Linked DNA regions of Mus musculus: region 1 is linked to region 2. The links are chromatin contacts, found by Hi-C or POLR2A ChIA-PET in ENCODE. All regions are on one chromosome and are shown on one strand. The core of a region is the stretch at or near the end of the contact, and the rest is flanking DNA. Distances in the headings are between cores, read along the strand shown.

Region 1 (2,700 bases), core at 167-2,666, 41 kb before region 2:
TCTGAGGACAACATTCAGGACTCAATTCTCTCCTTGCACCACGTGTGTCCTGAGCATCAAACTCAGGTGGTTAGGGTTAGCTTGGACTTCCTGAACTGTCTCTGCTGACCAGCCCTGGAATCTTGGGGTTCAAGTGCTCAGGATAGGATCCAAAGGGAAGGAGATGTTCTCTCTATTGTAAAGCTGTCTGTCTGTTGGTTCCGTGGGCACTTGACAGCTCCTTTCCCCTACTGGATCCCAAGCCAGAACCTCCAATGCCCGGTACTTAGCATTTCAGGATCCAGACTGTGGTCTGTCCACCGTCCCTGCCTTCCTTACTTCCTTCTAACACTGAGCATTGTGACTGTGCTCTGGGCCAGGTTCTGGGGTTAGAGTGGTCCAGGCAAGGGTTCTGCCTGACATAGGACACACACTGGAGTGTGAAAGGCCAACCATCAGTATGCAAACATGGAGATAGTTTGTCAAGCCGATAAGATTGCTCAGAAGTCTAAAATAGGGCACGCAGATAAGTGACTTGCATGGAAAGAGGTCTTGGACCACACAAAGGGGCAGCCATACAGAGACCGTGGTGATGAGAGCGTTAGCTAGGGGAGGGGAGCGCAGGACACCGATGTAAGACTATATCTCTGCAAAGAAAACAGTAAGTGTGAGGTATGTTCTAGACGCAGAACATCGTGGCCAGAACAGAATGAGCTATGTCCAACGGTTAGGACTGAGGAAGATTTCCGTGCAAATAAAAGATGTTTTCGGGCTTAAGCTGCCGGAGTGCTGCCTCCAGGGAATGAGCTTCCCATTAATGGAGGCGCATCAGAGGCTGCCTGCTGTGGGGGTTACGGAGAATGTCTGGAACATCGGTCCCTCAACATCTTCAAGTTCAGGAGCATCTTTGGTTTGGTGGAAGATGGGATGGAGTCTTCGGAGGGAATGAATCAAAGCTGTAGGTTGTCGCGTCCCAGTCAGGGGTCAGCGTCAGGGTTTTCGGCAGTCCCTGATCTCCTACTTCCAAGTTCCAATAGCACACTTTCAGGAGAGTCCCACCAGGAATCCAGGAATCTTTCAGCTTCTCAGTCCCCCAGTGTCGTGCGCCCTATGATTCAGGAACCTTTGCGGGCAGGTGGGCTTCTCCCTTCATTCTCTGGGATCCCCAGGACCTGCCCCACCCTGCGCCTTTGTTCAGGAGGAGCCGCCCCGGGGCAATACCCTGACAGCGCGGACACGAGCATCCCTCAGGGCGTTCGACGATTAGTACCGCCGTATCCCAAACCCAGCCCGGTCTCCCGCTGCTGCGCGGTGGGCGCCGCTGGGACCCAGCTCCGAAAAGCCCCGAGGGACGGGAGTGCGGGATCTAGCGGACTAGGGCAGAGACTGCGTGTGCGCGCTCCGTAGGCCGGGGGCGCGCCCGCCAGGTGTGCGAGCGGCCGCCGGCGGGTGGCAGGGCGCAGCTTTGTGCCGGCCGGTGTGCGCGTGTGCGCGCCGCGGTGACGGTGCACGCGGCTGGGCGGGCTGCGAGGGAACCCCGCGTTGAGGAGGAGGGGGCTCGGTCCTGATGGAGAGCTGTGGGCGCCGCGCCGACCAGCGCGCGCGTTGGGTGAGCCGGCAGGACTGACTATTGACATTCTGTCCACGTCGGGAGTGTGGGAAGGTCAGTGGCTCTGGGCTAGGTTGTAATTTCACAGCCGGCGTGCATCTGGACGCGAGTCCTGGGTGTGACTGAGCGTGGAATTGGAGAGGATGCTGTGAGAGTGGATGTGTGTGTTGGCAAAGCACTGATGGCCCCGGTGAGCTCCGCGCGCCCATCGCACCAAGCAGTTGGGCTCACTGGGAGGTAGGGTGACAGTCCACAGAAATCCCTGCCGGGTGCGCGGATGCGACACAGCATACACACCATGAAGAGGGGCGTGTGTGTGTGTGTGTGTGTGTGTGTGTGTGTGTGTGTGCGCGGGCTCGCGCGCGCGTGTGTGTGCATGTGATGTTGGTCAGCTCCCTGTTGGAGTCTGGTGAAAGACGCTGACCGAGATGGAGGTCAGACGTGGGTGTTTACAGGTGGCAGTAAAGGAAAGAAGCCAGGAACCCCAAGAGGATGCTGAAGCTAGGCTGCTAGGTTGGGGAGGGAGGACTTGTTTTTATTGGCAAGATCAGAAGCCCCAGCCTGTCTGTCCCCAAGCCAGCTTGTGCCTGTTCCAGGGAGAGGCAGTAGAATTGGAGTAATCGGTCCAGAGACTTTCATGGACCTGCGGGGCAAGGCCAGCTTTGCAGCCTGATGCTCATTTCTAGAGGCCTTGGGTGGGTGTGGCAGTGACAGTCAAGGGTGGGGGTCCTGTTTACAGGACAGAGGGACTCTATAGATTGCACTTTGGTTTTGCCTATACTTGTTATGTCTGACTTGGGAGCTGGTAAGGGGCACACTGCTTTCCGCTGTAGCTTTCTTTCACCCTTACTGAATCTGAAGGGCATTTACATGTTACCAGGGTTTGTGCTCGAAATTCATGGATCAGCCTCTGAATGGCTCCCATCAGGGTCGCCTCTAAAGGTATTACTAGAATTGTCCTGGACCTGTATCAGGGCATGCTATCCTTTGAGCCTCATAGGTCTCAGTTTCCCTTGGTGAAGAAAGCTCTCATCCCCTCTGCTCCTCCTGCTGTGGGCGAAGAATAAACAGAAAAGCTTGCACAGCTACCTGGAGGCTGGGAGTGACTCAGG
Region 2 (2,700 bases), core at 81-2,580:
GACCCCCCCCCCCCCCCCAGAATCCCAAGTTCCTGACGGAAGCCCCATCACCTTGGGAATTGATGCACACCCGTCTTCCCTTGGGAGCATGCTAGTTTCCAGACAATGGGAAGGCTGTGTTCAGAGATGTGCCCCTGTGTTGTCTGTGGATCTAGGGCTAACTCACTGGAATGGGATGGCATCTGGTCTTGTTAAGGGGGAGCCTAAGGGTTTTACCCACATGGTATGAGCTCAGGAATTTACTAGGATTCTAATTCTGTTGAAACCATCTTGCTGGGCTGGAGAGACACTTCAGCAGTTTAGAGTAGAGTAAGCACCACTCTTTCAGAGGACCTGAGTTCAGTTTCCAGCACCCACATCACATATCTCACAACCATCTGTAACTCCAGCTCCAGGGGACTCAACACCCTCTTCTTAGGGACTAGGTATGTAATATATGGTGGCAAAACACTTAGATACTTTAAGAAGGATGGGGGGGGGGGGAAGAGAGAGAGAGAGAGAGAGAGAGAGAGAGAGAGAACCATTTTACCTTTGTCTTTTCTTTCTTAGTCTCTGTGAGTGTTGAGTGTGTACCACTGTTTGCAGGCAGGGGTCCTGGGGATACACACTGGTGTGGGCTTTCAGACCTCAGGGACCTGTGCCTGTATGCCCTTCTGTATTTTTAGTTCAGGATGCTCACACAAACCCAGTCAAGGTGAAAAGAGGTGGTGGCCGTGCTTCCGAGAGGCCCTGTCGTCAGTGGGGCATCAGGAAGAGTGCAAAGATAACCGTGTTTTGAGCAAACAGAGTGGAGACACAGTGGCAATGAATTAGAAATAGTGCACTGGTCACAGAGAGGAGGAAGACAACCAGAAGGAAGTGGGCTGAGGTACCCGCACTTCTGAATCTTCCAGAGGTGCCTCTGTCCAGTGTCTAGTCTCAGTTACAAACTTACCATGCCACCTTCCCATCCACATCTAGGCTTGTGAGCTCGATGCATGCCTGTAATCCTGGTACTCCAGAGGCAGAGGCAGGAGGATTACCGTAAGTCTAAGGGCATTCTGAGCTACATAATAAGACCCTCACTCAAAAAACTAATCAGAAAGAAGAACAAAAAAGAGGAGGGCAGTACTCTTGTTACTGTAGAGCCTGCCCCCCAGGCTGTGCTCTAAAGAGACTTGTGTTCTGAAAACAAACGAACAGAACAGAAATCTCAGGCTTGCCAAGAGCATCTCTTCTGCTGGTCCCAGCTGGATCATTTTCTGTTCAAGGTTTGGGCAGGAGGAAGGGAGGGGAAGAAACTTGTCTGCGACAACTGGGTCAGAACTGGAGCTGGGGAAGCAAGCACACCAGTGCTCTGTGCCTTTGATGGAGCTGTCAGTGCCAAGGTCAGACAGAGGCAGGAGGAATGTAGGTTGTCCATGTCTCATGAATATTCAATGAGCACCCACTTTAAGCCCGCCCTGCTTCAGGGGCTGGGATTCCTTTGTTGAATCCTGGCTCGGTTAGTCATTGATGCGGTCATGTGAGGGCAGAGCCCTGACCTCCTGACCCTGAAGGTGCAGATGACAAGATTCTCTGTCTCACGGGGATGTTTAGGATGAAATAAGCTAACACACTAAAGGCGATACAAAAGGCACTCAGTATATCCCTTTGCTCAGTCCTATTACAGAAGATAACGAGGAGTCAGTTGCAAATGGTCTCGCCTGCAAAGAGTTCAGGCTGTAGAGACTTAGTAGTCACCCCAAAGCATGAGGTAATCCCTGTAAAGATTTGGGAGGAGTGGGAACTTCCTTTTGGAGGGACAGCACATGACAGCCGAAAAGAGAATTCTCTAGGAGTTTGGAACAGAGAGAACATCCAGGACTCGGGGTCAGGAAGTGTAAGGAGCTGTTTCCTAAGCAGTGTGTCCTTCTCCACGACCCAGTGGGAGACTGTGGAAGGATGTATTGTAGGGGTATGGGAAAGTCTGTTCAGGGCGTTCACTGAATGTGGGGCTAAGGTGACAGGTGAAGTGAGCTGCTTCCCTGGAGACTGGCATAGGGAGGCCAAAGCACCATGAATGTGTTACTGAGGAGCGTGGGGCTGAATCTCATGGTGACTCAGGGCTGCAGGCTACACTAGCGGTCCATCTCAGACAACACCTCAGAGTGTGAAAGGAGTTCCATGGAAACTGGGGTCTCGTGCTTGGGGGATTTGCAAAGCGGGTCTGCTGTGTATGTGAGGTCAAGCCGGTGTGTGGGGGAGTGTGACGCCCTTGACATAGACATAGAACGAATGGAAATCTGCAATTCATCCCCGTGGCCTTTGAACTTGGGTCCTTGAGCTCAGGATGGCTTACCCTGGATGAATGAAGAGTCTCATAGCCAGCAATGCTAGCAGTCTAAGTTTATTGAGTGTAGTTGCACAAATGGACAGGTGTTGTAGTATTTTCTTGTGGTGAGAGCCCGGGACTATGTGCTTCCAGACAATGGCCTGTGGGAAGGAAACAGTGAGGATAGGGCCTTCTAATTTATTTATTTTAGGGCTTTTTCAGTCTCACGTTGGGTTTCTATGTAGCCAAGGATGAGCCTTGACCTATCCTTTTGCCTCTACCTTCCAAGTGCTGAGATTATAAGTGTGTATCACCATGCCAGACCTGGGGTTACATTAGACGAGTGGTCAGCAAACAGCCTCTTCATAGAAGTGACAACTGAGAGGACCAGAGGCAAAGAAAGACTG

The links. Hi-C counts contacts between places; a loop is a spot of excess contacts on that map. ChIA-PET counts read pairs that join two places held with the same protein, here RNA polymerase II (POLR2A).
Region 1: a loop to region 2 is called in a map of left cerebral cortex, with 2.5 times the contacts of the local background. The contact joins the promoter of Rap1gap2 here to the enhancer-like site in region 2. A Hi-C loop is called at or near these places in 2 of 37 maps with a recorded cell type or tissue (both left cerebral cortex). POLR2A ChIA-PET finds 5 or more read pairs at or near these places in 4 of 5 experiments (Patski and embryonic stem cell).

The regions. Positions count from the first base shown.
Region 1 is chr11:74,588,902-74,591,601 of GRCm38, reverse strand. It overlaps Rap1gap2 (RAP1 GTPase activating protein 2), which reads left to right and starts at 1,416. Exons shown (of 25, transcript NM_001015046.3): 1 at 1,416-1,642.
Region 2 is chr11:74,547,738-74,550,437 of GRCm38, reverse strand. The region is part of intron 2 of Rap1gap2 (RAP1 GTPase activating protein 2); the gene reads left to right. Among named protein-coding and RNA genes, the nearest start is that of Rap1gap2, 41 kb to the left of the region's middle. Within about 2 kb of position 1,330, at least 1 of the 3 ENCODE cell types and tissues checked has a DNase peak (open chromatin) inside an H3K27ac peak, as active enhancers do; it is left cerebral cortex, where a contact is called at or near this core.